Linked DNA regions of Homo sapiens: region 2 is linked to region 1. Evidence: read pairs that join two places in POLR2A ChIA-PET (ENCODE). Cell type or tissue: Caco-2. All regions are shown on one strand. Each heading gives the region's core, and the rest is flanking DNA. Links, peaks and the distances in the headings are about the cores only. Region 1 overlaps PRKCA (protein kinase C alpha). Region 2 has its middle 12 kb from the start of APOH.

Region 1 (17,293 bases), core at 6,369-11,368:
TCAATCTTAATAAGAATGGCTAACTTTTAGATGAGAGTTTTACATCAGAAAACCTCATCGTACCCAGAGAGATGCTTCTTTAATTCAGATTTGAAGGGATGAGTTTCCTTGTTCTGGATTAAACAGCTCACTCAGACACACCAAATGAATGCAGTGTGCAGTCCTAGGTGGCACCAATCACAGAAGAGTGAAAAGCATAAAACAGTTTTAGAAAAGGTCACCACACTTAGAAATAGAAATCCACCCTTGCTCACGCAACCCGAGGGATTTGAAAATAATTTCGAAAATCAATTTAAACATGTAGGCCACCCGTCTTTTGGAGAGATGCAGTTGGTGCCTCTCCTGCAGAAGGGGTGTTAGGAGGCTGTTGTGTTTGTTGCCAGGGAGGTGATGTTTTCCCCATTGGGAACCCTAGGCCAGCAAACTTCGGGAAGTGTCTGTGGCAGCTTGAATGCTGCTATTTCAGAGCTGATGAAGAGGCAGCTTGGAGAAAACCTCAAAAATAAATACTCTGATTCATCATTGTTGTTCAGGCTTTCCAGCCGTCAGAGCCAGCCCAGGGTTCTGAGACAAAGGGTAACATTCAGCACAGAGCCCAGCGGAGAGTCTGGAGCCCTGACTGTCTCTAAAAGAGGGGGCGGAGAGGGAGGCAGCTGCCTGCAAACCCTGGAGTGGGGCTTGACGCTGGGGGGACGGCGTGTGCTGGTTTTGCTGCTTTGGGGGTGAGGAGAGGATGAATAATCCAAAGAGGGACGTCTCCCGAGAGCAGGGACCATCTCATAAATAGCCCAGAGCAGTCAGTTGGGTGGCGGGCTGCCGTGCGGGGGCTGCAGTTAGAAGCAGCACTCGGAGTGGAGTGGGGCCTCCCAGCGGGGCCCTGCTGCACTTTGTGAGTGCTCTGTGGTCGAAGGCCAGCTGGGCCTGAAGGCAAAACATCTGGATTTTGCAGAGGGTTCCTAGGCTGAGACGGAATTCAGGCTGTAGGCTCTGTGAGACCTTGTGTGAAACCCCCGGTTCTGTCTCTGTCACTTGTTTGAGTCTCCCATTTCTCTGTCTATCAAAAGATTGAATATGGTGGCTTACAACAGAGGCAGTCGAGGGTAATTATTAGTATCATGGTTTGACCTCGAGATCTGGCACTTCCTGGACCTATTCCGTTGTATATTTCTCTGTGCACTCCCTGAGCCTCCCTTTTCTCAGCTGAGAAAATGGTCACACCTATGGTATCCCACACTGTGGAAAATGACCAAATAAGACAAGGTATGTGCAAGTATTTGGTAGAACCCTACAGAGGTAGGAAGTGGCTGTTACTAGCTGTTTCCACTGGTATTCTCTGGCCATCTCAGAGCTGTTTAGGGACCATTCCAGCTACAGGGGAGGGCAAGATTTAGAGTAGACTCTCAAATGAGTCTATCTGATTCTTTGGAAGCACGAGCTCTAGTAAGATAGTTTGAACAAAGATGTGACCATGAGGGGTTTTGTTTTATTTTTTAACTAGATTTTGATATGTTGTGTGCCGCTTCTCCACTGCACAGATTGACCAAGAGTTAGCTGCAGATTGTGGCTCAGTAAGAAGGTCTTGTGGTACGTGCTCCTGCGGCCCCCACCTCAAACTCTTGCCTCTGGTGTTCTTGAAAGAAATGAGGGGACCTTTGCCCGAGCCAAGGGAAAATGCAAGATTTTGGAGGCTTAGCCCCTTTATTGTTTTTTTCCTCTGTTGCTTATATTGATTTCTGCGGCAAAGAGCAGTTGACTGGGATTGAAAGCTACTCTGCTGGTCTTGGATGTGGAAGAAAAAATAATTCCCACTTTCCAAATAGAGGCTCATCCAGAGGCAGCAGATGCCAGAGGCAGCAGATGCTAGCTGCAGTTCTGCAGGCAGGAATTGCACGTGCAAAGCAGAGCTGACGTCCAGTCCACGCCTCATGGCACTTTGGAAGTGCATCTGACACCGTTTGCCTGCCATACACAAGCCACAAAGACTTTTTGAGGCGACAGGTTATGCCAAAAATTAAGTAAAAATGACACAGCTTCAGATGACATTTACATATCTATTTTTGAGGTTTCAGAACATGTGCCCTATAAAAATGTACAACTGCATTGTTTAAAACTCTTCTGAGTCTCTGAGGATTTTCTATCAGTGCATGCCTCTCAGTTATCACTTAAATGTCAAGGCCCTAAGCTTGTATGAGCCCCTAAAATGTTTTTGAGCCCCACAGTAAATTTTTGGCTGACCACATTTGTTCTATGTAAGGCTGATAACAAGCCACCACGTGGAATCTCACAGTGGGACTTTAGTATCAGGCAATTGCAGAGTCCTGAAGCTCGTGTTGCGGTTATTATGGTTCTATATAAAGCCCCAGGGGAGAAAGTCATTTCATGCTTTTAAAATTACTAGTTAATGTTTAAGGAGTTTATACGGAGTGGACTGAGCCAAGCATTTTCCCCTTAACTTTAAAATTATTACAGAGAGGCCTTAAGAAACTGTTCTGTATTAGATGGTGATTAAAATATGACCTTTTTCTTTCTTTATGCTTAGGATTTTCACGATGTGGTTTGCAATTAATTTGTATGTGCACAGTCTTTGTGCTAGTTTCTGTGGACATACAGTGGTGCTACTTGGCCTTAAGAGCTTCCTGTGTGTGGTTGGGAGATAGGCAGTTAGTAAGCCATGTGTGCTGTGAGAAAACCCAGAGCATAGAAGTCGCACATGAGAGTACCAGGTGCTGAGTACCATGGGGGTGAGAGCAAGGAGGGATTATTTCTGCCCCAAGAAGGCTTCTTGGGAAATAGAGCAGTTATGAAGGACCTGGAAAGATGTTCCAATAAGACTTGGGTGAGGAGACACAATAGTCCCAAGTAGGGAGGGCAGAGCACCCTGAGTAGAGGTGTGGTGTCAGGAAGTGTGAGAATTCTTCAGAGACTGATAGTCGGAAGGGATTCCTCTGCAAAGGCCTGTGGAAGGATATGAAGGTTGGAAAGACAAGTGGGAGCCATTGGGGAGTCTCAACAAATGTGTATTGTATTGTGTGTGTTTCACTTGGAAAATTATCTTGCTATTAATGAGAAAGTACAGATTAATGCTTTTTTTGTTTTACTGGATTCAAATTATATTTGACAAGTCATTTCATTCTAGTGTATGCATGTGATTTTCTTGGAACGAGGGTAACATTTTAAAGATAGGATTTGATGAGTCAATGAGGTATTTTTCAAGTAGATTACTTAGAAAATGTTATAGTCATAAAATATCTTGGAGTTACAGTTAAGAGTCAATTATTGTTTCATCTATAGGCATCCAATTAAAGTTGAATTATGCTGTTATTTTCACTCAATTTCCAAAGCTATGCACTTCCGTAATTTCTATCCTTGTTTATAGTCAGTATAATGTTTAATGCAATGTGCCTGATTTAGCACTTTGTGTTATAAATTTTGCCTGATAAATAATCAACTTATTTTCTTCCGTATGACGACAGTTTTCTTCACAGTGAATGGAGCTTAGTGTATTTATATAAAATGTAAGTCTGGGAGAGTTTCCATTATAGTTCAAGTATATTTAATGTTCAAAAGAATGCAGTATTTGTGGTTTCCTGGCATTCTTTGAATACCATGTGGCTCTTCTCTCTTCCTTCTCACCAAAACCCTAGTCATTTTATTATTTATATAATGAGATACTGTAAGATACTAAAACATAAGTTATTGTGAGGTCTGGCTTTTGATGCTATGAAGTACCCTTTGTTATTTGAGACTAATGAAATGAAATCAGTGAGTTCCAGCTTGTCTACTAGTATGTTGCTTGAAACAATTACATTCTTTTGAACATTAAATTTATATATTTGAACTATAAGGAAACTCTCCCAGACTTGTATTTTATATACTCTAAGCTCCATTGACCATGCAGAAATCTGTCAGCATATGAGAGGAACAAGCGGATTATTTATCAGGCAGATTTTATAATGCAGAAATACGAAGCAACATAGTGCTGTGGTGAAGACAGAATTGAACATTGTTAGACACTTAGCAATCCCAAGAGGCATCATGAAGTCCATGTACCCTACACCATAGAAAAGGCTACACCCCAAAGTTCTGGAACAAGCCTGGTTTGCTGGCTTTCTGGTGTCAAATGTCAGAAGCAGAAAATGGGAGGATGGTAAAACAGTAGACTCAGTGAGAGCAGGACTGAACTTCAGCAGGCCCCATAATTGTACAGAAACAAGATTGCTAGGCTGGGTGCTGTGGCTCACGCCTGTAATCCCAGCACTTTGGGAGGCCAAGGCAGGCAGATCACTTGAGGTCAGGAGTTCGAGACCAGCCTGGCCGACTTGGTGAAACCCTGACTGTACTAAAAAAAATACAAAAATTAGCCACGTGTGGTGGTGCACACCTGTAGTCCCTGCTACTGGGGTGGTGGGGGGAGCTGAGGCAGGAGAATCGCTGGAACCCGGGAGGTGGAGACTGCAGTGAGCCAAGATCAGACCACTGCACTGCAGCCTGGGCGACACAGCGAGACCCCATCTCAAACAACAACTACAAAAGATTTCTCATGGCCACTTAGTTTAGGAAGAAGACCCCCATGTAGTTCATGAACCCAATGCTGTGAACCAAAATACTATAAACACTAGTATTCTAGGTCACCACTGTGATCATTGAGAAAATGTTGAAGTATATTGACATATTTTGTTTAACAAAACAAGGGACTTAAAGTGCGTTTTAGAAATATTTGTATACATGCTGGTTTAAAAAAGAAAAGACTAAAAACAAGCCTTAGTACATAAAAAGAAAATATTCAGTTTTCCAGAAAATGAGGTTACTCCCTTACATTGAGAGTTACATGAAGCCTTGTTACAGTACTTTTAGTCTTCTTTATTCAAAGAAAGAATTACCAATATCATTTTTTTTTTAAGATGGAGTGAGTCTTGCTTTGTCACCCAGGCTGGAGTACTGTGGCATGATCTCAGCTCACTGCAACCTCCACCTCCCAGGTTCAAGCCATTCTACTGTCTCACCCTCCCAAGTAGCTGGGATTACAGGCATGCGCCACCATGCCCAGCTAATTTTTGTATTTTTAGTAGAGATGGGATTTCACCATGTTGGTCAGGCAGGTTTCAAACTCTTGACCTCAGGTGATCCACCCGCCTCGGCCTCCCAAAGTGCTGGGATTACAGGCATGAGCCACCATGTCCGACCACCAATATCATTTTTTAAAAGTAAATTATTACGATTTCCTTAGGTGGTTAATAAATTACCATTATTTTCTCTATTTTACAGATCACGAAATGATAAGTAACTTACCGAAAGTTACATTATTTAAGTTAATCAAATGTTTATTGATTGCCAGACTTTTTTCTAGGCTTAAGCAAATGTTGGAAAATACTTCTCTGAGCTTTCAAAAATGTTATTTCTACTTGTCAGTGCTGCAGGAGTTTAATACAGATAATTTAGGCTGGGCGCAGTGAATCACGCCTGTAATCCCAGCACTTTGGGAGGCCAAGGCGGGCAGATCACGAGGTCAGGAGATCGAGACCATCCTGGCTAACACGGTGAAACCCCGCCTCTACTAAAAAATACAAAAAATTAGCCAGGCGTGGTGGCGGGTGCCTGTAGTCCCAGCTACTCAGGAGGCTGAGGTAGGAGAATGGCGTGAACCCAAAAGGCGGAGCTTGCAGTGAGCCAAGATTGTGCCACTGCACTCCAGCCTGGGCGACAGAGCGAGACTCTGTCTCAAAAAAACAGATAATTTATCTACATACTGTATGACTTTACTTTAAAAAATGTTTGTATCCTTGTAGTAAGACTGTTATTTTTTTTAATCCTACATCACATCATGCATTCCTGAGTGTGAGCTACCAGTGTTTTTGTCTAGGGCTAGATTACTAGAGCTAAAATATCGGGAGAATTAATGAGAAAAAAAGGCTTAACCACTGAGGCTCTGTCAATATCAGTTTTTGTGGCAGGCTATGTTTACTTTCTTCAAGGAAAAATGTCAGGCAAAATTTTATCACTACAAATACAAAAGAGAAGAACATTAAAAAAATCTGATCATTATAGAAATCATAGTCAGTGCAGAATGTTTCCTGCAGAATCCAAGTGTTTAGTGAATGTTGGTGGAAAATATGAAGTGTGTCATGTGATTGGAAAGTCATTTACCATATTCATTTTTCTTTTAGGAAAAAAAGTAAATTAGATTTTGTATGAGAATAAACCTTACTGAGACTTGTTAATTTTGCTCTGAAATTTACTGTTTGATATTAATCTGGCCAGTCTAGCTTTCTTTTAGATTAATGTTACCATGATACTTCGTTTTTTATCCTTTTACTTTTCATATATCTGTGTCTTTAAGTCTAAAACGAGTTTCATATAGACAGTATCAGTATGTAGTCTGGTCCTTTTTTATCTGCTGTGACAATCTTTGCCATTTAATTGCAGTCTTTACACCATTTATATGTAATGGAATTATCATTAATTTACATGGGATTATAATTTACATTTAATGACCACTATCCTTTTATTTGCATTCAGTTCATCCTCTTGTTCCCTTTTTCCTTCTGTTGGGATGAGTATTTTTAATTACTTCATTTTATTATGTTTGGTTGTATTAGTTTCTAATATGATTAGCTGTATTAGTTTCTAAGGCTGCCATAACAGATTAACATAGAGTGTCTCAAAACAACAGAAATGTATTCATACACAGTTCTGAAAGCTAGAAGTCCACAATTAAGGCCTTGGCAGGGTCATGCTTCCTTTGAAGGCTCTTGGCAAGAATCTTTCCTTGCATTTTCCTACGTTGTGTTAGTTGCCGCTAATCCTCTATGTTCATTGGCTTGTGGCTGCATCTCTCCAGTTTCCGCCTCTGTGTTCACATGGCCATCTTCCCTCTGTGTGTGCCTGCCATTTCCAAATCTTTCTTTCCTTATAAAAATAGCAATCATTGGATTTAGGGGCTACCCTAATCCAATATTGGCCTCATGTTACTTCATTACATTTGCAAAGACCTTATTTCCAAATAACGTCACATTCACGTAGACCTGGAGTAAAGGCTTCGAGATATTGTTTTGGGGAACACAATACGACCCGCAGCATTAGTTTTACCTCTTCGTGTTTTGTTTTGTTTTGTTTGTGGTTGATCTAGGGCTTGTAATGTAAATCTTTAATCAATCAGTCTACTTTCCAACAATATTATACCACATCACATATGGTGTAAGAACCTTACAACAGTTTACTTGTATTTCCCCTCATTTTGCCAAGCATAAAATACTATTGCTTTAAGCTACTGTAGCATCTCCCATATCTGTCCCCTCCTCTGTATTCCTACTACTACTGACTAAGGTGAGCTCCTTGTTATTTCTTGCCTTTTGTCTTGAGTAGTCTGGAGTTTCACCAGTTTACCTTAGCGATCTTGCCCTTACCTATCTACCTTCCTTTCTCACTTAGGTATCGTGTTTATGTCTCCAGATATGCCTGTGTATGTTACATCTCTGTACTTTGCTCACACTGAACTTGAACACCCTCCCCTCCACTTATCTTTCAAACAGTTATTTCCCTTTCAAAACCAAGACAAGTCTTGCCTTCTTTGAATCACTCAATGCAGTCAGCTGTGGTCTCCCTCTGTGCCCTGCTATGGATGACACACAATCTCAGTCCCAATCCCAGGTCCTGTTACGTTTTACTGGATAATTTGTCTATCCTCTTCCTCCCAAGGGGATAGGAACCTTGTGAGAGTCATCTCCTAGCATCTAGGATGTCACCAGACTGATAATCACTGTTCCATGAATGTACACTAAATGAAGTTATCAATGAATCAGTAAGTTGAGTGCTGGTTTCACTAGTCCTTACTGTTTACTGAGAGTTGTTTATAAATGACTAAATGTTCCCTTGGTAGGTGTTGTGATGAATCCTACCTACCCTGGGTAAGTTCCTTGACTATTCATTGTTAACTTCATCGAAAGTTACTTGAGAATCAAGAGTCATTTTGACAGCTTCAAATATTGACAGAAGGCTGTGGACATATTTTCCAGATGCCTTAAAAAAATAGGATGATTTCCTCATTGAAGTAGAAAATAACCCTTGATACCACCAGTTCAACTCAAATATTTACTTGGGCAAATAATTATTTGCAAGCAAAGAAACCATCTTACGGCTTTTTATTCTGACACATTAAAGCACTTACCATGAGAAAACCATACAAACATCTTTTAGATAATTTTGACCAGAAACATTGGAAGGACATTCATGACATATCCTGGCTGCTTAGAGGTTTGCAAAACATGCTGCTCCACTCTTTTTTTCTTAGGCCTGTACACAGATCCCAAGTCATTTTTTAAATGTGGAAATGTTTAAAGGGTTGTAGTGTTTTCTGATTACAGAAACCATACGAATTGTAGCTGTAATTGTGGGGCTAGAGCCTGAGGGAGCTTTTCGCTGATTCTTGTTCGGGGGGATTTCCTTGAAGTCGACAGTGGAAGAACATTATAAAGCAAAAACTACAGCTCCTTACACTTCTCCTTAGCTGTGAAAATAAAGACCAAAAAATTTACTGAGATGATGGTGAAGGCCACCAAACCTCACAGGGCTGAGTCAGCTGGTGCCTATGAGGGCGCCCCTCCTTGACACTTCCTTCCTTTTGGCAGGAAGGAGAGGGGCAGAAAGTCATCTCCTGCCGCCTCCCTCCCCTCAGAAAATGATTTATAATGTTTGAGAGATCTACTGTGAGCAAAGTTCAACACACATGCCTAAAGGACACGTCCTCTAACAAATGAGGACTTAGCAAGCTGCCTACCAGGCACCAAGCTGTGTGTACCACACAGGTATTTCTCACTTAATCTTTACAACAACCCATTAAGATAGGTGATCTGGTGTCCTGAGTGGTGGCCCTCTCTCATGCATATCTGTATCCCAATCCCTGGAACCTGTAAATATTGCCTTATTTGGAAAAAAAGGGTCTTGAGGTGACCCTATCCTGGACTATCTGCATGGGCCCTAAATGCCATCTCATGGACTTTCGAAAAGGTGAGGTTGAGATGGGAGTGATGCTGACAAGGCAGGGCGGCTGGAGGAGGTGGGAGCTGGATTCCCTCCTAGCGCCTACCGAATACGTTTCGGCAAGTTTTTTTTTTTTTGAAGCAGGCTCTCTCTCTGTTGCCCAGGCTGGAGTGTAGTGGCGCAATCACAGCTCAGTCACTGCAGCCTCCGCCTCCCGGGCTCAAGCAATCTTCCTGCCTCAGCCTCCTGAGTAGCTGGGACCACAAGTGCACTACCACACCCAGCTAATTTTTGTATTTTTTGGTAGAGATGGGGTTTTGCCATGTTGACAGGCTGGTTTCAAACTCCTGGGCTCAAGTGACCCGCCTGTCTTGACCTCCCAGAGTGCTGGGATTACAGGCATGAGCCACCGTGCCGGGCCACTTTCTGTAATTTTAAGCTACCAAGTTTATGGCAGTTTTTTTTTTTTTTTTTTACAATAACCACAGGAAGTCCATGCAGGTGCCATTATTGCCTCATTTTACAGAGGGGGAAACTGAGGCTTAGAGAGATGGATTAAGGTGCTCAAGTTTGTAAATTGGGTGTGGGTGGAGCTCGGATGCATGCTCAGTCCTTCGTCCAGAGCCTGGGCTCTCAACTTCTTTCCAGTGAGGAAATGCAAATTTGCTTCTGTGACTGATAACAGGGTGGGTGGATACCAGCCAGGGTCTGGTGTAGCTCAGCAGGTTGCTCCCTTCTGCCATGCAATAATAAGAATCACCTGTGGCCCAGGCCTCTCTAAAGAGATTGAAGTCTTAGAGGAGGTTGGTACCTCTCCAGGCCACGGGACGGGAATGACAGTGCATTTGCCTGTGTCGTAGCCACCTGCTTTTAATCAGCACTTTAAAGGGGGCAGAAACCACAGATTTCACATAAATTGATATTGAGCAGTTGTGTGAATTCCATTTGGACCTCCTCTGGTGGTGGTTCTAACCCAAATTATTTAAAGTATTTGGTAGGAACACAAGCCACTTGCTGATGAGAGAGAGGAGTAAAAAAAGACACTGATTTTTCCATTCTAGAAATTTTATTTCTTAAAGCAAGAAATCCTTAATTGCCTCCTATGTTGCTGTTCTTATTTGCCCCTTTTTAGTGGTCAGTGGGGTGTGTTTCTTAATTGTGATGGCACAGAATTCACCTTGGTCCCAAACAAGAAGTGAAGGGGGTTAAGAAATCTAAAAGGAATGAAGTTTATGGAAATGTGAGTCACCTCTCGTCACACACCACTACCTCCTCCCCCAGTCAAGGAATTCCTCTGAAATTCCCTGCATGTTTCTCTTTAGACTCTTAAGACCCCTGGGTACTTGCATCTCCATTTAGAACAACTTGAGAGAATCCCTGGCCTGTTGTATTTCATATACTTCCCAGTGTCTCACACACACGCAGACTTGCTTTTCTGACACGTGCAGAGTTTTACTCTTTTTTCTCGGGTGAAGAGACGTAACCATGATGGAAAATGAGATCCCAAGACTAAAACCAGTTAGATGATGTTCATCTGCTTCTAAGCCAGCATTCTCTCACAAAGGCTTCCCTTTGAGGTCTTCCTGGGTGTAGGTCCTTGGGGAAAACGTGCCAAGTTTCTGCACAGACTGTCCCTTGTCTCTTGACAATTGAAAGTTCCACGGCAGGTTAAAGAAGGCTCTGGGTCCGGGTGCAGTGGTCCATGTCTGTAATCCCAACACTTTGGGAGGCCGAGGCAGGTAGATCACCTGAGTTCAGGAGCTCAAGACCAGCCTGGCCAACATAGTGAAACCATGTCTACTAAAAATACAAAAATTAGCTGGGTGTGGTGGCGGACATCTGTAGTCTCAGCTACTCGGGAGGCTGAGGCAGGAGAATGGCTTGAACCCGGGAGGCAGAGGTAGCAGTGAACCGAGATCGTGCCACTGCACTCCAGCCTGGGTGACAGAGTGAGACTCTGTCTCAAAATCAATCAATCAATCAATAAGGCTCTGGGAATAGAAATGGGAAAGATTCTCCAGTGCGGGCAAAGGAAAGCACAGTCCTGATTAAAGCTTCCTGCCAGCATTAAATGTCCGTTCATTCACTGCCTCCTCCATGGTGCGATGCGGGTGGAAAGGAAGCGACACATTCGTCTTTCTTGCAAAGAGCTTGCAATGCTGTATTCTGTTGAGCATGTAAGAGTGGGGAGCTGTGTGTGTTTTATGAAAATGTCTTTTGTTACCAAGCATAGCTCTTATTAAACGGCTTCTTTTCTTTTAAAGCCTATATAACATGAGTTACATGGGCGTTTACATCAATTTTGTGTTGGTATATAGTAAATTACCCCAAAACACAGTGGCTTAAAACAATTGATGTTTATTATTTCACAGCATCTTTTTTAATTGTTGTTTTTTGAGACAAGGTCTCACTCTGTCACCCAGGCTGGAGTGCAGTGGCACAGTCATGACTCACTGTAGCCTTGATCTCCTGGCCTCAAGTGATCCTCCCACCTTAGCCCTGTGAGTAGCTGGGACCACAGGCATGCACTGCCACACCTGGCTAATTTTTTATACTTTTCCGTAGAGACAGGGTTTTGCCATGTTGCCTTGGCTTCATAGCATCTTTGGGTCAGAAATTGGTACCCAGCTGAGCAAGGTGTCTGCCTCAGGGACTCACATAAGGCTGCAATCAAGGTATGGGCTGGGGCTGCGGCCATCTCAAGACTTGAGTAGGGGAGGACCCATTCCCAAGCCTGCTTTTCGCAGGGTTTAGTTCCTTGCAAGCTGTTGGCGGAAGCCTGCCTTGATTCTCGCCATAGGGCAGCTCGCAGCATGGTAGCTGGCTTCCATCAGAGTGAGTAAGAGAGGGCGAGCCAGACGAAATCAGTCTTATAACCTAATCCAGGAGTGACACCCCATCACTTTTGCTATATTCCATATACTTGAAGTGAGTCACTAGGTCCAGCCCATACTCAAGGGGGGGATATTGTTTGAACACTTAAGTACCAGGACAGGGGACAGGGGCAAATTAGAGGGGAACTCAGAGGCTGCCTACCATAGCAGAACAGTAAGTTTCACTTGAAGCAAACATATTTATGAGAATCCTAATTTATATATATATATGAGAGAGAGAGGGGGGAATTATCTTTCTCTTCTTTCCTTTAATGAAGTATAATTCACATATTACAAAATGCATAGATCTGAAGTGCATAGTTTAATGAATTCTGAAAAATGTGTAGGATTTTGTTATTTTATAAAACCCTGGGCCATGAGGTTTCTTTAAATGCCAAATACTATAGATTTATTTACAGTGTATATATTTATGTACAGTGTAAACAATAGGTGTATTTGGCCAGGCACAATGACTCATGCCCGTAATCCCAGCACTTGTGGAGGCCAAGGTGGGCAGATCACTTGAGCCCAGGAGTTTGAGACCAGTCTGGGCAACATGACAAAATCCCATCTCTAGGAAAAAATACAAAATTAGCTGGGCATGGTGGTACATGCCTATACTCCCAATGAGTCGGGAGGTTGAGGCAGGAGAATCAACAGAGCCTGGGAGTTAGAGGGTGCAGTGAGCCATGATTGCACCACTGCACTCCAGTCTGGGTAATAGCTAAGACCCTGTCTCCAAAACAAAACAAAAAGATGTATTTGTTATGTATTGCATATAACAAATGTCCCTAAAATGTCGTGGCTTAAAGCAACACCATTTATTTTCTCGCAGTTTCTGTGGGTCACAGTTCAGCTGCGTGCTTGTGATTGAGGGTTTCTCCCGGGCTGCAGCCCAGAAGTCTAATCATCTGAGGCTCGACTGGGGAAGGATCTGCTTCTAAGCCTGCTCATGTGATGGCAGGATTCAGTTCCTCGTTGACGTTAGACTGGACCCTTAGTTCCTTATGGCTGTTGGCTGGACTTTGCCCTCAGTTCCTTGCCCCATGGGCTCCTTGCTTCCTAAAAGCACCCAAGCCAAGATTGCACTGTCAGGAGAGAACTACCAGCAAGATCGCAGTCATGGTCTTTTATACTCTAATCACATAAGTGACAACCTGACATTTTCACCATAGTCTGTTCATTTGAAGTGAGCCACTAGGTCCAGCCCACACTCAAGGAGAGACTACACAAGGGCATGAGCACCAGGAGGCAGGGACGCACTGAGAGCCATGTCAGATGCCGCCTCCCGCCATGTATGATGAAATACACTATAGACACAACTGTTTTAAGAGCCTACCAGTTTTATGAACCCAAGTATGTCTTTTTAGTAGAACATCTAAATCTAGACAGCTAGAAGAACTACATTTTATAAAAATCTGAATATTTTCTTTTTTTTTTTTGAGACAGAGTCTCACTCTGTTGCTGGTGCCAGAGTGCAGTGGTGTGATCTTGGCTCACTGCAACCTCTGCCCCCTGGGTTCAAGCGATTCTTCTGCCTCAGCCTCCCAGGTAGCTGGGACTACAGGCTTGTACCAGCATGCCTGGCTAATTTTTGCATTTTTAGTAGAGGTGGGGTTTTGCCGTGTTGCCCAGGCTGGTCTCAAACTCCTGAGCTCAAGCGATCCACCCGCCTCAGCCTCCCAAAGTTCTGGGATTATAGCGTGAGCCACCCTGCACCTGGCCTGATGAATGATTTTTAAATTGTGACTCCCCTATGCTCAAATGAGATTGGATCAAATGTCTTCTCTAGCAAATAAATAATTCCATAGCTAGAAAGATCTTTGGTAGGTAGTTTCCTTCCTCTTGTGTGTTCCCTGAGCTCTCCTACTGACGTTTTGGAATATTTTCACAGATTCTTGAATACTCCTCCCTGCCAGAGGTAAAGAGCTTAACTCTTATCCTCTTAAGTGTGGACTAGATTTCGCGACTTGCTTCTAATGGATAGAATATGGTAGCAGTGACAGTGTGTGACTTCTGAGAATAGCTGTAAAAGGCATCGTAGCTTCCTCATTGCTGTTTTTCTTGGATCACTTGCTCTGGGGAAGCCCAGCAGCCATGCCGTGAGGACACTCAAGCAGCCTTTGAAGGAGCTGCTGGTGAGGAACTGAGTCTTCCTGCTGACATTGACATGAGCGAAGCATCTTGGAAGTGGATCCTTTCATTTTTCAGGTACCGTGCCAGGGCCTGTGAGGGAACCAAGACGTGTAAGACATGGCCTCTCATTAGTGTTTAAGCAGTAGAGAAAGCTGGTGCCATCTCATTGTTCAGGAGATGAAGTGTGTGGCCGGGGTGATCCAGAGAGTCTCCTTGAAAGTACAGTGTTGAACCTTGGACTTTGGGGTAGAATTCAGACAGGGTGATGGACAGCTAAAGTGGTTCAGAGGCTGGGGTACAGCATGAGGTTATTAAAATGATGGGGCTGAGAAGTACAAGACCTGTAAGTGAAGAACTGGGCACCAGACATTGGCATGAAGAGAAAGAAGACACCTGTGTTCAGAAGTGAGCCTGCCAGGGCAGAGTTAAGACTTTTTGCTGGCCAGGTATGGTGGCTCACGCCTGTCATCCCAACACTTTGGGAGGCCAAGGTGGGAGAATTGCTCTAGACCAGCTTGGGCAACATCGTGTGACCCCGTCTCTATGAAAAAAAAAAAAAACGAGAGAAAAAAAGTTATTTCTCAAAAAATAGCCTTGGACTTGTTCAAATTTGGATCAGGTGTGAACTTGTCCCAGTGGAGCCATGGAGCCCAGGCTGTGTGTCAGAAAGCCTGCAATAGGCTTCCTTGACCCAGAAGATTTTTAGAGCCTCCATTACCAATCACGCTATGACACGTTTCTTGTTCCCATTGGGGCCTGTGTTTCAAACTTTGGGCTGGAAGAGAACATTCCCGTGACTACTCACATCATTTCTATTACCTACAGCTCTTCTCCCCTGTATTGCTAGTCTGCCTCTACCTTTTGAGATCCTACTCACTCTCCGAAGGTAAGGTGGGTGACCTGTTAATTTTAAAGGACTTTTTTTTGGTGGGGGGCACTAGCAAATAAATTAAATCTATGGATGTGAAGGGAGTTTGGTTATGACATCCACTGCCCCATTAACAGCCTTGTCCTTCCTCTTGGCTTCCCAAGCTGTGTGTTCTGTTGAAGAGGAGGCCTCTCCTTGCCCCAGGAATGGATCAGCCAGTTGGGATTATCTGTTGCCTCTAAACACTTGTAGTACTGTGTTGATGCCATCCCATTGTACTTGTGATTCCACGTTGTCACCTTAAGTAGATTGTAAATTCTTTTTTTTTTTTTTTTAAAGACAGGGTCTCACTCTGTCGCCCAGGCTGGAGAGCAGTGGCACGATCTCAGCTCACTGCAACCTCTGCCTCAGGTTCTGGCAATTCTCCTGCCTCAACCTCCCGAGTAGCTGAGACTACAGGCGCACGCTGCCATGCCCGGCCAAGTTTTTGTATTTTAGTAGAGATGGGGTTTCACCCTGTTGCCCAGGCTCGTCTCGAACTCCTGAGCTCAGGCAATCCACCTGCCTCGGCCTCCCAAAGTGGTGGGATTACAGGCGTGAGCCACCACGCCCAGCCAGTAGATTGTAAATTCTTTGAAGGCAGGTATCGTATCTTTCTGTGCAGTCAGCACAGCATTTTAAATGCAATGCTTGCTTATGAAGGGCTGTTTTTCTTTCTGGATTGTTGCGTGTGGCAGATGGAGTGCCACGCAACCAGACTTCTTGGCTACAACACACATGTGGCTTCTTTTATGGAAGTTGCCACCTGCAGATCCTTCACCACCAAGAACATGCTTTTCTGTCATATTGCAGAATCTTTGTGGAGGATCCTCGTTCTTCCTTAACTTCCTTTGTGCCACACGCTTCCCCACTTCACTTGGGCACCTTTGAACAGAGAAGCAGGATTGCTGCCTCCCCACCAGTGTAATAAATGCTCTTTACAAATGTCCCTCCTTGGAAGTATATCTTGTAGAAATCCTAGTTTCTAACTTCATCCAAGAAATTTCTAGACAACTTGTAGCCTAGATTATCCTTTAAGAGCCACTTACACTACTGGAAAACAACTCCACCCAGGTTCTTATTTGAGTTACAGGGACAAGAAGCCTTTGGATTGCAGGTTTAAAAAAAAATTTTTTTTTTATTGCTGAGACTTCTATTATGAACTACCACAGTTGACAAACTGTTAGTTTCCATAGCAATTTTAGACTGTCCTTAGGTGAAGGGTTTCCCTTCCAGTTGCTATTTAAGATGTGTGGAATCCAAGAAGTCACAAAAGGTATTTCATGTGTCATACCTTGGCAATGCGTGCTACTAATTATTTTTTTGTTCCTGTCGTTAAATATAGAGCCTTCTCATTTATTTTGTCAAATGCATTTTCCTCTACTACTTTTTTTTTTCTTTTTAAAGAAAGATGCTCTGTGAAAAGGAAGCCATTCATCCATCCAGGTGAGCTCTGGATGGGCGAGCCAGCCATGGGGACTCCTCCCTGGGACTGGAGCTCTTTTTGACTGAGCTGCACCTTTGAGCATCGAGTTTCTGTTTACCACCTGGATGCTTTCCATTTTGAACACATTTGGGCCTTTCACTGAAAGGCACTTTAAAAATTCAAGGTTTTAGCATCATCACCAAAAACATCTACTAAAATATGCATTTGTACCTGGAGTCATTTAAAACAAATGAGTTAACCTCCTGTGCTCTGAGAATAATCTTTTCTTTCTTCTTCTTTTTTTTTTTTTTTTTTGGTCAAGACAATAGTCTTCATGGGCATTAGGTGACAACAGCTATGCAATTTCATTTTAGTCCATAATACATTATTTAAAGAGGTTATTGAAAATGTTGATTCCTGGAGCTAAAGAAATGGAAATATTTAACCAAAAGAAGAGAACATTTGAAGACCTCAAAGCTTTCATGAGATGTTTGAAAGGCAGTTGAATGTGGAGAGGGTATGCTATCTGCTATGGTCTGGCTCTGTTTCCCCACCCAAATCTCACCTTGATTTGTATCAAGAGCAAGAACAGTTGGAGACAACTAAATCATGGGGGGCAGTGTTTTTCCCATGCTGTTCTCATGATAGTGAGTTCTCAGAGATCTGACAGTTTTATAAGGGGCTTCCCCCTTTGCTCAGCTCTCATTCTTCTCTCTCCTGCCGCCTTGTGAAGGACATGTTTGCATCCCCTTCCACCATGATTTTAAGTTTCCTGAGGCCTCCCCAGGCCTGTGGATCTGTGAGTCAATTAAATCTCTTTCCCTTATAAATTACCCCATCTCGGGTATGTCCTTATAACAGCATGAGAATGGACTAATACACTACTACCTGATACTCCCCGGGGAAGAACCCCACAGCATCAGGATAGGGGATAAGGAAAGCAATTTGGGTCAATGGAGGAGCAAATTTGCCAGC
Region 2 (14,679 bases), core at 412-5,411, 310 kb before region 1:
CGCCACTACACTCTAGCCTGGGTGACAGAGCGAGACTCCATCTCCAAAAAAAAAAAAAAAAAAAAAGAGAGAGAACTACAAGGTATTCCTAAAACTCTTCCAGAAACACACATGGCCCTAATGAAGAAGTCTTTGGAGAGATAAGATGCAATTGCACCTTTCAATTATTTTCACCTTCCAGTTTGTGACACATTGGGCCACATAACTTTAGCACCATCTGGTTGATCAGTTAACTGATCTATCTTCCCTCCACGCACTTCGATTCACATTCCCAAAACTAACCTATGATAATAACTGAGGAGCTGGCTGCTTACCAATGTTAAATGACAGTTTTAAAGACACATTTAAACTTACCATTGAAGTTTTATTTGGCAGAGCAAGTGGAAAAACTGTTAAAAAATATGGAATTTTGGCAAATCAAGTGGCTGTCTTGTATTTTCAGGGTTTATACTCATCAGTAAAGATTGGCAACTCTTGGGTTTAATGTTACACTTAACATGCTATTAATATATTTTAACAGGCCGGGTATGGTGGCTCACACCTGTAATCCCAGCACTTTGGGAGGATGAGGCAGGTGGATCACTTGAGGCCAGGAGTTCGAGACCAGCCTGGCCAACATGGTGAAACCCCATCTCTACTAAAAATACAAAAAAGTAGCCGGGTGTAGTGGCGGGCGCCTGTAATCCCAGCTACTTGGGAAGCTAAGACAGGAGAATCATTTGAACCCAGGAGGCAGAGGTTGCAGTGAGCTGAGATCACTCATTGCACTCCAGCCTGGGCAACAAGAGTGAAACTCCATCTGAAAATATATATATAATATATATGTATATATAATATATATAATATATAAAATATACGTATATATATATACAAGCATGATCAAGAATACCTGAGAATTTAAGAATATATAAAATAACAACATTTTTATCACAAGTAACATGGGACCTCGTCTTTTGAAACTGTTAATGACTTTATAGCGTTTCTTACGCTAATTTGTAAATTAAACTATAGAGACCTGGATTCAGAGTCCAAGGTTTTTGTATTCCTGAAACCACATTGCATCACATGTTCAAAAACTTTCTTATTTACTTCCCAAGCAGAGACTTTGACCATGATATTAAACATTTAGCAACAGTTTAGATTATTTGTTTAAAAACCTACTTTCAATGTTGTCTCCTTCTGAGTTGGAATTCTAGTCAATATCTACCAACCACATTTCAGAGAAAAGATTCAAATGCCTTCTCTTTATGATAAAATATGTCAGGAACTAGATATGCATTTATAAGGGGTATAAACATGTCACAGGGCTTAATGGGCATGATTAAATATGTCTAGAAATCAATAATGGGCCTAAGTCAGCACTGGGACATTTTTGTGTGGACACTGGGATCCTCTGAATACAGGTAGCTTTTACCTTGAAAAAACTAATATCCATATGTTGCAATTTCTATTTTTATCTAGAGTAGTTAGTCTTATCCTTGGCTGCATAGTAGATGTTCCCAATTGTTTGTTAAAAATACCAATACTCATAATTTCTGGGTATAGTGCTTTTTTTTTTTTTTTTTTTTTTTGAGACGGAGTCTCGCTCTGTCACCCAGGCTGGAGTGCAGTGGCGCGATCTCTGCTCACTGCAGGCTCCGCCCCTGGGTTTACGCCATTCTCCAGCCTCAGCCTCCCGAGTAGCTGAGACTACAGGCGCCCGCCACCGCGCCCGGCTAATTTTTTGTATTTTTAGTAGAGACGGGGTTTCACCGTGTTAGCCAAGATGGTCTCGATCTCCTGACCTCATGATCCACCCGCCTTGGCCTCCCAAAGTGCTGGGATTACAGGCGTGAGCCACCGCGGCCGGCCGGTATAGTGATTTTTAAAACAATTGTCCAGGTAAGTATGATTGAAGTAAGGATAAAGATCCACTGATCTAGCACGTCAATGTTCACCTAAGACAAGTTCAGCTAATACGGTTCTACCACATACATTTTCTCCCTTGCCAAGTGAGACTATTTTCTGTACTTTGAATATGACACAGCTCTGAGTCTCTTGTGCATTTTCTCCTAAGTGCCATTAATGCTTTTATTTATTTATTTATTTGGGTGTTTTTTGTTTGTTTGTTTGTTTTTGACAGTGTCTCACTCTGTCACCCAGGTTGGAGTGCAGTGGCGTGATCACAAGTCATTGCACCACCATGTCTGGCTAATTTTTTGTATTTTTGGTAGAGACAGCGTTTTGCCATATTGTCCAGGCTGGTCTCGAACTCCTGGCCTCAAGTCATCTGCCCACCTCTGCCTCCCGAAGTGCTGGGATTACAAGCGTGAGCCACCACGCCCAGCCTTATTTCTTATTTCTTTATTTTTTGTAGAGATGGGGGTCTCCCTATGTTGCCCAGGCTGGTCATAAACTCCTGATCTCAAGTGATCTGCCTGCCTCAGCCTCCCAAAGTGCTGGGATTACAAGCATGAGCCACCGTGCCCAGGCTTTCTTTTTTATTTTATTTTATTTTTTTACAAACTGCTACTAAGCCCTTACTAAGCTGTAATTTGTGGTTGATAGCAGAATTTCAGAAATAAACAAGAGTTGACTACTGGCTATAAGGAGTTCGCAGTTTACTAAGACTGAGGTACAATGCTACAATTACAATCATAGAAGAAAGTGTCAGATGCATGTGTATCCCCGCACATAAGGATGTAGTGGCAATGATGAGGATGTTCCAGGTTGTTGCCAAAGAGCAAAGGCATAAAACAGCATCATGCACCCAACAGTTGCAAATTGTTGAGTGTTGCTGGTGCAGAATATTTCAGGTAAGGAATAGCAGCAAACAAAGGTGGAGAGTGGGTAGGAACTAGATGATAAAGGCTCTTTTGTTTTTTTTGTTTGTTTTTTGTTTTGTTTTGTTTTGTTTTGAGACAGTGTCTCACTCTGTTGCCCAGGCTAGAATGCAGTGGTGTGATCTTGGCTCACTGCAACCTCTGCCTTCTGGGTTCAAGCAATTCTCCTGCCTTAGCCTCCTGAGTAGCTGGGACTACAGGCATGCCAGCACACCTGGCTAATTTTTGTATTTTTGTAGAGACAGGGTTTCACCATGTTGGCCAAGCTGGTCTCAAACTTCTGACCTCAAGTGATCTGCCTGCCTTGGCCTCCCAAAGTGCTGGGATTACAGGCATGAGCCACCATACCCAGCCCCAAAAGTCACACAGATATTAACCAGAAAGTACTCATTCTCTAAGCCAGGAATCGAACACGGGCCACCACTGTGAAAGGAGAGAACCTTAGCTACGGAGCTACAACACTGGGCCTAATTTTTGTATTTTTAGTAGAGACGGGGTTTTGCCATCTTGGCCAGGCTGGTCTCGAACTCCTGGCCTCAAGTGATCCACCTGCCTTGGCCTCCCAAAGAGCTGGGATTACAAGCATGAGCCACCGCACCCAGCTGGCAAAGGCTCTTGTAAGCCACGTTTAGGAATTAGAACTTATCTTGAAGGCGGTGAAGGGGAGGAACCGGATCAGGTTTGTATTTTCGAAAGTATATCGATAGCAGTGTAGAAGACACACTGGGATCAGAGAGTAGTGCAGGGAGAAAGAGAGACTGGAAGAAGAAAAACCGTAGTATGTTGCCACATAAACTCATCTTCCATTCATTCCACTCTCCAAACCAATGGCATCTTCTGTGGTGTTCATCTGTGAGATGAACAATATGAAACTGGCCATTCTGATGAACCAGAACATGTGCTGCTCTTGTGAAGCATACATTAGAAGGAAGGAATTTCCTTCCCCTTTTCCCCGAAATCAAGGCCTGAAATGCCAGAGGAACGGAGTCCTAGCTAGGGGCCAAAGTCTTTACTTAGAAACTGGCAGGAATTTTGCTAGGCAAATTCACCAACCCATATGTTACGTGTTAGATTGGATTTGGAGAAAGGTGCTTAGATATAATTGTGATATTGAGTCTGTGGAGGATGGTGTGCACCAAATAGAAAAAGGAGCATAGTCTCTGGCTCTTCATAGAGTGACCCCATCAGAGAATGGGGGCAAGTTCATCACTGTGGCAAGACCATGGTGTCATGGCTAAGGACAGAGGTTTTAATCACCGTATACTTGAGTTGGAGTCCTGGCTCTGCCTCTTAGTAGCTGTGTCATCTTGGGCAAGTAACATTCTCTAGTCAAGTTTTCATGTCTAAAATGGAGATAATAAATAAAACCCCCAGCCAGGTGCAGGTGGCTCATGCCTGTCATCTTGGCACTTTGGGAGACCAACAGGGGTGGCTCACGAGGTCAAGAGATGGAGACCATCCTGGCCAACATGGTGAAACCCCATCTCTACTAAAAATACAAAAATTAGTTGGACATGGTGGCACACACCTGTAGTTTCAGCTACTCAGGAGGTTGAGGCAGGAGAATCGTTTGAACCCAGGAGGCGGAGGTTGCAGTGAGCTGAGATTGCGCCACTGCACTCCAGCCTGACAACAGAGCAAGACTCTGTCTCAAAAAATAAATAATAAATAAATAAACAAATCCCCCTTCAAATGGGTGTAGTCAGGATTCAATTAGAATGCAGGCAGGATACTTAACTGTAGCTTTATTCATAATGGTGAAAGTAAGCACCAAAATATCCCAAAGCAAAGAAATGGTTAAAATAGAGAGCATCTCCAAGATGTAAGATTATGTAGTCATTAAAGAAAAAAAAGCAATCTTTGAAAACACAAATAATGATCTGGGAAATTGCTTATGGCATGAAAATAAAATACATAATTATATACTGAATATGGTTCCAATTTTGATTATGACATATACAAATGCTGAAAGAAATAACCCTAAGTGGTGATATTATAATGAGTGTTTAATGAAAGTTAGTTCTCATTAACATTCTTCTTGTCATTAATATACATGCCTCTGATGTCTTACTCCAAAGAATTTGAAATTCCTACACAAAATCACACAAAGGTAGGCATGTGGTTCATGCAGGTTAAATGAGCGTCCCATAATGATACTGCTTACCCGGTTTTAGTCCCCATGAGTAGCAAAATTGTAAGTCTCCCCAACTTATCTTGGTATAGAAAATAATATAGATGTTTCTGCGACATTCAGTAGGGTCATTATGTCACCCAACTCTCAGCCAATGACCACCACAAATTGCAGCCAGTCCCTCCAGAGTCAGCTGTTCAGCTGGCTGGATCATCTCAGCCCTCTGTCCAGTCCCAGTGTGAGAGTCTGGTATCAGCCCCCCAGCTCACTTCATTTTCCTGCTTCACAAGAAGTTCTGAGTTAGGACAAGTTTGAGACAAAAAGGCCATGATGCTTTGGAATACAAAGAAGAGAACACTGAGGCCGGGCATGGGGGCTCACACCTGTAATCCCAGCATTTTGGGAGGTCGAGGCGGGCAGATCCCATGAGGTCAGGAGATGGAGACCAGCCTGGCCAACAAGGTGAAACTCTGTCTCAACTAAAAATACAAAAACTAGCTGGGCATGATGGTGCGCACCTGTAGTCCTAGCTACTCAGGAGACTGAAGCAGGAGAATCACTTGAACCTGGGAGGTGGAGGTTGCAGTGAGCTGAGATCGCACCACTACATTCCAGCCTGGGTGACAGAGTGAGACTCCATCTCGAAAGAAAGAAGAAGAGAACATTGAGACCTTTCACACAAGTGTCACGGACTATTTAGAAAAACATATTGTGAGAATTAGAAAGAAATTATGGGGATGATCTCATCACCAGAAAACCTAAAAGGGAATGAGGTTTAACAGATGAGAGCTTGATAATAAGATTCTGGAAATGCATTTGCTGACGATCTGGTGCAGAAGATGAGGAGGCAGCCAGAGAAACTAATATGACTTCCCAGGAAGTTTTTCTGATGAGCTCAGGTTGGGAAAGAAAAAAAAAGGATGGAGGAAGGGGAATATTACATGGGATGAATTCGAAGTACAGCATAGAGGCCGGGCACGGTGGCTCATGCCTGTAATCCCAGCACTTTGGGAGGCCGAGGCAGGTGGATCACATGAGACCAGGAGTTCGAAACAAGCCTGGTCAACATGAAGAAACCCCGTCTCTACTAAAAATAAAAAAAAATTAGCCAGGCATGGTGGTGCACGTCTGTAATCCCAGCTACTCAGGAGGCTGAGGCACGAGAATCGCTTGAGCCCAGGAAGTGGAGGTTGCAATGAGCAGCAATAGTGCCATTGCACTCTAGCCTAGGTGACAGAGTAAGACTCTGTCTCAAAAAAAATTAAAAAAAAAAAAACGAAGTACAGTATAAACCAAGTCCATAAAATGTCAGGAGCTCAGCTGACTAAACTAAATCCAAGATGTGATAAAGATCAGAAAAAATGCAAAGACAATAAAGTGTAGAAGTCAGGATGGAAAGAGGAAGGAAGAGTTATTGTATTTCACAAGGAAGATGATTCGTACATATGGAATTATACTTTTCTCATTATGAGAGTAATACAGTATCATTTAAATCAATCTGGAAAACAAACAGGAAATGACTAAAAATCCTATAATATCACCATTTAGGGTTATTTCTTTTCAGCATTTGTATATGTCATAATCAGAATTGGAATCATATTCGGTATATTGTTGTATATTTTATTTTCATATCATGAGCACTTTCCCAGATTATTATTTGTGTCTTCAAAGCTTGCTTTTTTCTTTAATGTCTACACAATCTTACATCATGTAGATGCTCTCTATTTTGACCATTTCTTTACTTTGGGATATTTGGGTGCTATCTTTCACCATTATGAATAAAGGTACAGTTAAGATTCTTTTTTTTTTTAAGTGAAAGTAAGTTTATTAGGAAAGTAAAGGAGTAAAAGAATGGCTTCCCCATAGGCAGAGCAACCAAGATTCTTTTACAAATTTTTTTTCATTGAAACAGAGTCTTGCTCTGTCACCCAGGCTGGAGTGCAGATGCAATGGTGCTATCTTATTCACTGCAACTTCCGCCTCCTGGGTTCAAGCTGTTCTCCTGTCTCAGCCTCCCAAGTAACTGGGATTACAGGTGCCCACCACCCATACCTGGCTAATTTTTTGTATTTTTACAAAAGCAGGGTTTCACCATGTTGGCCAGACTGGTCTCGGATTCCTGGCCTCAAGTGATCCGCCCACGTCAGCCTCCCAAAGTGCTGGGATTATAGGCATAAGCCACCTCACTCGGCCCTTTTATAAAATTTTTGAATAAATTGTTTCCTTAGGATAGAGTCCTAGATGTGGAATTACTTAAGCAAAGGGTAAAACATTTAAGAATCTTCAAACATACTGCCTAGTTGCCTTCCTGAAAGGTTAGCCCAATTTTTGTTCCGATTTACAAGGATGAAGTTTCTAAACCTAAGGTTGAAAGCTGACAAAGAGAGAGACCGATTATTTAATTGTTAGTTTTCTTCTGACTTATTGGTAGAGTTTGAATATTTGTGCCCCCAAATCTCATGCTGAAGTGTAATTCCCAGGGTTGAAGGTGTGACCTGGTGAGAGGTGAATGGATTATGGGCAGATTTCTCAGGAATGGAGTAGCACCATTTCCTTGGCACGTGTGAGTTGAGTCCTCATGAGATCTGGTTGTTTAAGTGTGTGGCACCTCCTCCCAGCTCCTTCTCTTGCTCCCTGCTCCCTCTTCACCTTCTACCATGAATAAAATTTCCTGGAGGCCTCTCCAGAAGCCCAGCAAATGCTGGCTGTGTAAACAGCCTGCAGAACCATAAGCCAATTAAAACTGTTTTCTCTGTAAATTTTCTAGTCTCAGATATTTCTTCACAGCAACCCAAGAACAGACTAAAACACCTATATAGCAAAAAAAAAAAAAAAAAAGAAAGAAAGAAAGAAATTACACTCACACTGAAAAATAAAAATGTATATCAGGAAGATGGAATAAAAGTCCAGCTAGAAAATAATACAAGAAACTAGCTGTCCAAAATGAATTTAGGGGCTAGAAACCCAGGAAAACATATTCCAAGTTGTTAAAACGTGTAATTGTGACCCTGGGAAGTTCACTATCAACAATATTTACAATATAGGATGGTAAGGAGGACAATCTAATAAAATGAAAATTGTATTTTAAAATTCATGTACAATTGGCTGGGTGAGGTGGCTCATGCCTGTAATCTCAGACCTTTGGGAGGCTGAGGCTGACAGATCATTTGAGCTCAAGAGTTTGAAACCATCCCGGGCAACATAGTGAAACCCCATCTCTACCAAAAATACAAAAATTAGCCACGCATGGTGGCACACGCTTGTAGTCCTAGCTACTCAGGAGGCTGAGGCAGGAGGATCACTTGAACTCAGAGGCAGAGGTTGCAGTCAGCTGAGATCACACAACTGCACTCCAGCCTGGGCAACAGAGCTAAAACCTGTCTCAATTAAAAAAAATACATGTACAACACTGTGATACTGTTAAGAATATATACCCACATACACAAACCTGCACATTCTGCACATGTACCCTGGAACTTAACATAAAGATTTTCTTTTTTTTGAGATGGGGTCTCTCTCTCTGTTGCCAGGCTGGAGTGCAGTGGTGCAATCTCGGCTCACTGCAACCTCAGCCTCTCCAGTTCAAGAGATTCTCCTGCCTCAGCCTCCCAAGTAGCTGGGACTACAGGTGTGTGCCACCACACCCAGCTAATTTTTGTATTTTTAGTAGAGATGGGGTTTCACCATGTTGGCCAGATGGTCTCCATCTCTTGACCTTGTGATCCGCTCAACTCAGCCTCCCAAAGTGCTGGGATTACAGGCGTGAGCCACCATGCCCGGCCTAAAAATTTTTTTAAAAAGAATATATCTAGAAAAAATGCTGGAAGTTAGTGTACCAAAATATTGAGTATTTGAGTTAGAAGGAGATTTTTTTTTCTTGTTTTCTCTGCTTCCAAATTTTATGTAATGTGTTTGTATTATTTCATGATGGGAGAAAAAAACATTTTCAAAAACGATGAACACAAAGATGCCTGAAGACACAGAAGGAAAAGCAATAGATTCTGACAGCCAAGCCTCAGTAAGTTTGACATAAATCCACAGCCCAATGGTATGAATTGTTAAACAAATGGTTTATGGGTATGTAGATGAATGTGAAATGATGACTGAAAAATAATATGAACTCTCTTCAAAACATTTGAAGGTTTCAACAAATTAAATCCAATTATGTTTTTTGACATTGTTATTAGGTTAGTAGAAAAGGGCAACACTTTAGCTACAATGTATATCCCTCTTTTAGTAAAGCATTTGATGAGTTATCTACTGGCATCCTTGGGAGTAAGATACCGAACTGTGGCTTGGGATATGGTACTTCTAAGTGATTTGACAGCTGCTTGTACAAACTGTATATGAAAAGTTCTGCTCAATAGCTATAACATGAAACACCCAAACTCCACAGAGGTTTATTAGCTGCCATAGGTCTAGATTATATGAAAGTAAAATGAGGACTTGGGGAATGATTCATTATTTTTTAAGAGAGTAGAGGCATGAATGTCTCCCACAAATATCATCTATTGCTTTTTGTTTTAAGCTTAAATCTTTTTTTTTTTTTTTTTTTCAGATGGAGTCTTGCTCTGTCGCCCAGGCTGGAGTGCAGTGACACGATCTCAGCTCACTGCAAACCTCCGCCTCCCAGATTAAAGCAATTCTCCTACCTCAGCCTCCTGAGTAGCTGGGATTACAGGCATGCCCTACCACACCTGGCTAATTTTTGTATTTTTAGTAGAGATGGGGTTTCACCATGTTGGTCAGGCTGGTCTCAAACTCCTGACCTTGTGATCCACCCACCTCGGCCTCCCAAAGTTCTGGGATTACAGGTGTGAGCCACTGCGCCCGGCCTTAAGCTTAAATCTTTATATATATTTATTTATATTTATTTTTGAAACAGGGTCTCACTCTGTCACCCAGGCTAGAATACAGTGGGATGATCTCCACTCTCTGTATCTTCAACTTCCCAAACTCAAGTGATCCTCAGCCTCTCAAGTAGCTGGGACTACAGGTGTAAGTCACCACACCCAACTAATTTTGGGTTTTGTTTTGTTTTCTTTTGTTTTTTGGTAGAAACTGCGTTTTGCCATGTTGCCCAGGCTGGTCTTGAACTCCTGGCCTCAAGCAATCTGCCGGCCTCAGCCTCCCAAAGTGCTGAGATTACAGGCTTGAGCCACCCCACCTGGCCTAAATCTTTAAGTTTAAAGTGAGTATGAACACCCACCGATGTTGATTCATACTGGCCTCTTCGAGAGGACCATGGATCTTAAGAAGCAGTCTTATGATATTGTGAAAGTAAAATATCTTCAGCCCCCAAAATCACTAAGGAAACCTCAAGCTGGAAACTGCTTAGGGCAAACTTGCCCCCCATTCTATTCAAAGTCACCCCTCTGCTCACTGAGATAGATGCATATCTGATTGCCTCCTTTGGAAAAACTAATCAGAAACTCAAAAGAATGTAACTTCTCTGCTTTGAGTCTTCCTGCCTTTGCTTCAAGTTGTCCCGCCTTTCCAGACCGAACCAATGTACTTCTTACATAAAGCAATTAATGTCTCATGTCTCCCTAAAATGTATAAAGCCAGGCTGTGCCCCGACCACCTTGGGCGCATGTCGTCAGGACTTCCTGAGGCTGTGTCACGGGCGCAGGCACATCCTCAACCTTGGCAAAATAAACTTTCTAAATTAACTGAGACCTGCCTCAGATTTTCTGGGTTCACAATGTCTGGATATGTGAACAAGCAAAAATACGTCAAGGAGCTTGACAGATGACTGCCCTTGTCTCCTAGATCAAAGGAAATTCAACTTATTATTTAACCTGTCAAGAATATCTGTGCTTTCCCCTTTGTTTCTATGTGTTCTCTCATTAATTTTCTTCACCATGGCATGTCCCCTTCATCTACTGGCTCTGTTTGAAAACCTTCACTTTTGTCTGTCTGCCAATATCCCACAGCTAAGGAACCTCACACTACATACACACAAATATACTCCTCTACCCCCCAGTTCATTATTTTAAAAGCTGACAGTTAAGAAAAAATTTCAGGCCAGGCACACTGGCTCACGCCTGTAATCCCAGCACTTTGGGAGGCCGAGGTGGGGGGATCACCTGAGGTCAGGAGTTTGAGACCAGCCTGCCCAACATGGTGAAATCCTGTTTCTACTAAAAATACAAAAATTAGCCCGGTATGGTGGTGGGCACCTATAATCCCAGCTACTCGGGAGGCTGAGGCAGGAGAATTGCTTGAACCTGGGAGGCAGAGGTTGCAGTGAGCAGAGATTGCGCCACTGCATTCCAGCCTGGGCAACAGAGCAAGACTCCATCTTGGAAAAGAAAACGAAGAAGAAAAAATTTCAAGAATAAGACAATAGGCTGGATGCAGCAGCTCACACCTGTAATCCCAGCACTTTGGGAGGCCGAGGCAGGCGGATCACCTGAGGTCAGGAGTTCAAGACCAGCCTGGCCAACATTATGAAACCCCATCTCTCCTAAAAATACAAAAAATTAACTGAGTGTAGTGGCGCATGCCTGTAATGCCAGCTACTTAGGAGGCCGAGGCATAAGAATCTCTTGAACCTGAAAGGTGGAGGTTGCAGTGAGCTAAGATCACACCACTGCACGCTAGCCTGGACAACAGAGTGAGACTGTGTAAAAAAAAAAACAAGACTATAGAATTATTTCCACAGTCCTATTCTGTTCAATATCTTCAACAAATTGGATAAAGAATAAAAACAAGAGCCAGGCGTGGTGGTTCATGCCTGTAATCCCAGGACTTTGGGAGGCCAAGGTGGGTGGATCACGAGGTCAGGAGTTCAAGACCAGCCTGGCCAAGACGGTGAAACCCTGCCTCTACTAAAACTACAAAAATTAGCTGGGCGTGGTGGTAGGCACCTGTAATCCCAGCTATTCGGGAGGCTGAGGCAGAGAATTGCTTGAACCTGGGAGGCAGAGGTTGCAGTGAGCCAAGATGGCGCCATTGCACTCCAGCCTAGGTGACAGAGCAGGACTCCATCTCAAAAAAAAAAAAAAAAAGTATAAGAACAAAACTACAAATTTTCAGATGTTACGCAACTGAGAGAACGCAGAGAGAGTTGATCTCAAAAACCTTACCACTTCAGCCGGAAACCACAGGATACATTTCACAAGATCACTGCAAATCTCAGCATGCAGGTGAAGTGGAGGAGGAAGCAGCATGAGCTTGAAGAAGTTCCAGATGTTTCCATCAACCACAAGTTTAGCCTGACCTGCTAGTGACACAGCTGAAGTGTAATTGAATTAGGCTGTGTTCAGACACAGAAAACTCCAGTCTTGAACACAATTACTGCTTTGCACTGTGTTGGTCAGACCAAAGTTTGGCAGTTCTTCAGGAGCATACTGAAAAGCCAGACCTCTCTGAAGGACAATGAAAACTCTGAAAGTCATGTAACAGGATAATAAGTCAAAGTATCATGAAAGCCTACCCTGGAGAAGACTAAGAAAGTCTCCAAATATTTCAAAAACCATTATGTGGAAGGAGTTTTAAACTTGTTTTCAGTGGATTCTGAGCACAGACTTTGGGTTAATGGGTACCAGTTTTAGAGAAGAAAGAAAGATTCAATGTGTGAAAAAATGGATTTTTTTCTTTTTCTTTTTTTTTTCGAGACAGGGTCTCACTTTGTCCTCCAGGCTGGAGTACAGTGGCACAATCTCAGTTCACTGCAGCCTCGACTTCTGGGGTTCAAACGATCCTCCTGCCTCAGCCCCCACCCCAAGTAGTTGGGACTATAGGTGCTTGCCACCACGCCTGGCTAATTTTTGTATTTTTTTGTAAAGACGGATTTCACCATGTTGCCCAGGCTGATCTTGAACTTCTGAGCTCAAGTAATCTGCCTGTCTCGGCCTTCCAAAGTGCTGGGATTACAGGTGTGAGCCACGGCGCCTGCCCTAATGTTTAATAATTAAAGACTTTCAGCAATGAAGTGGGTTTCTTCAAAAAGTGATGTGCATCCTGTCAATCATAACATCAAGTTCTAGGCCCTGGAAGTTCAACTGAGTGATCATCCTAAAATAACATATTGGGTCACTCTTCTGCTTAGATGCTCCATGGCTTCACATTAAAATTAGAACAAAGGCCAGGCATGGTGGCCCACGCCTGTAATCCCAACACTTTGGGAGGCCAAGGCAGGCAGATCACGAAGTCAGGAGATCGAGACCATCCTGGCTAACATGGTGAAACCCCGTCTCTACTAAAAAAAATACAAAAAATTAGCTGTGCGTGGTGGTAAGCGCCTGTAGTCCCAGCTGCTCAGGAGGCTGAGGCAAGAGAATGGTGTGAACCTGGGAGGCGGAGCTTGCAGTGAGCCGAGATCACGCCATTGCACCCCAGCCTGGGCGACAGAGTGAGACTCTGTCTCCAAAAAAAAAAAAAAAAAAAAATTAGAACAAAATGCAAACTCCCCATCCTGGTCTACTAGGCCCTGTGTGATCTGGCTCTGCTGACCTGTATCAGCAGCTTTCTCCCTTTTCCTACTTTTCATCCAAGTATTCATTTACTCCAGGACTGTTCTTCAAGGTCAGCCATGTGCTGGCACAGTTGTGAACACAGCAGGCAAAATCTCTACCCTGAAGTTGCTGACATCATAGTGGGAGAAGAAAGACAAAAATAAATAAATAATAAACAAATAGATGAAGGGTTAAGGTAAGTGCTATGTAGAAAAATGAGCAGGGCAGGCCAGGCGCGATGGCTCACACCTGTCATCCTAGCACTTTAGGAGGCTGAGGCTGAGGCTGATGGACCACTTGAGCTCAGGAGTTCAAGACTAGCCTGGGCAACATGGCAAAACCCCGTCTCTATAAAAAATACAAAAATTAGCTGGGTGTGGTGGCAGGTCACGGTTCTCCTGTCCAGCTCACTGCCCCTGGACCACTCCATGTAGAAGTCCTCAATAAACCCTATGTCTCGCTCACTGGCTCTGGGTCTCTTTTTCAGCCTCTCAGACATGGTGCCATCCTTATTATGGCCAATAAATGTCCCACACAACACATGCCTCTCAAGGGCTGACTCTGTCTTTACTGGCTGCATCCCCAGCACGTAGACCAGTGCCTGACACAGTCAGTGCTCCAGAAATAGCTATTAACTGACTGATAAGGGAAGCAATGAGGGAAGTAATGTCGTTGCTCAGAGCCATTTCCCTGGCAACACTTGCCAACTGGAAGTTCACTTCCGCTAATAAAATTCTCTTTGGAAAATACAGATACAGCCTGGGCAACATGGCAAACCTCCATCTCCACGAAAAAACTGCAAAAGAAAAAAATTAGCCAGGCATGATGGCATGCACCTGTGGTCCCAACTAACCAGGAGGCTGAGGTGAGAGAATGGCATGATCCCAGTTCAAGGATGCAGTGAGCTGTGATAGTGCCACCATACTCCAGCCTGGGTGACAGAGCAAGACCCTACCTTAAAAAAAAAAAAGGCCAGGTGTAGTGGCTCATGCCTGTAATCCCAGCACTTTGGGAGGCTGAGGCAGGTGGATCACAAGATCAAGAGTCCAAGACCAGCCTGGCCAAGATGGTAAAACCCCATCTCTACTAAAAATACAAAAATTAGCTGGGTGTGGTGGTGGACGCCGGTAATCCCAGCTACTCGGGAGGCTGAGGGAGGCTGAGGCAGGAGAATCAGCTTGAAACCGGGAGGCAGAGGTTGCAGTGAGCAGAGATCATGCCACTGCACTCCAGCCTGGGCAAAAGAGTAAGACTCCGTCTCAAA

What was found. ChIA-PET counts read pairs that join two places held together with the same protein. Peaks named below come from ENCODE experiments on the same cell type or tissue, not always from the same donor. Only the 100,000 strongest peaks of a DNase experiment are listed, where the experiment ranks them.
Region 2: POLR2A ChIA-PET joins it to region 1 with 5 read pairs; 3 of 35 experiments call an interaction of 5 or more read pairs at or near these places.

What each region holds. Positions count from the first base shown.
Region 1 is chr17:66,539,709-66,557,001 of GRCh38, forward strand. The region is part of intron 3 of PRKCA (protein kinase C alpha); the gene reads left to right. Among named protein-coding and RNA genes, the nearest start is that of PRKCA-AS1, 130 kb to the left of the region's middle. RefSeq lists silencers at 2,723-2,772, 9,129-9,311 and an enhancer at 11,280-12,163. In Caco-2, for the core only: no CTCF peak of the experiment used is centred there; DNase peaks (open chromatin) are centred at 8,713 and 9,083.
Region 2 is chr17:66,234,457-66,249,135 of GRCh38, forward strand. No RefSeq gene overlaps it. Among named protein-coding and RNA genes, the nearest start is that of APOH, 12 kb to the left of the region's middle. In Caco-2, for the core only: no CTCF peak of the experiment used is centred there; no DNase peak of the experiment used is centred there.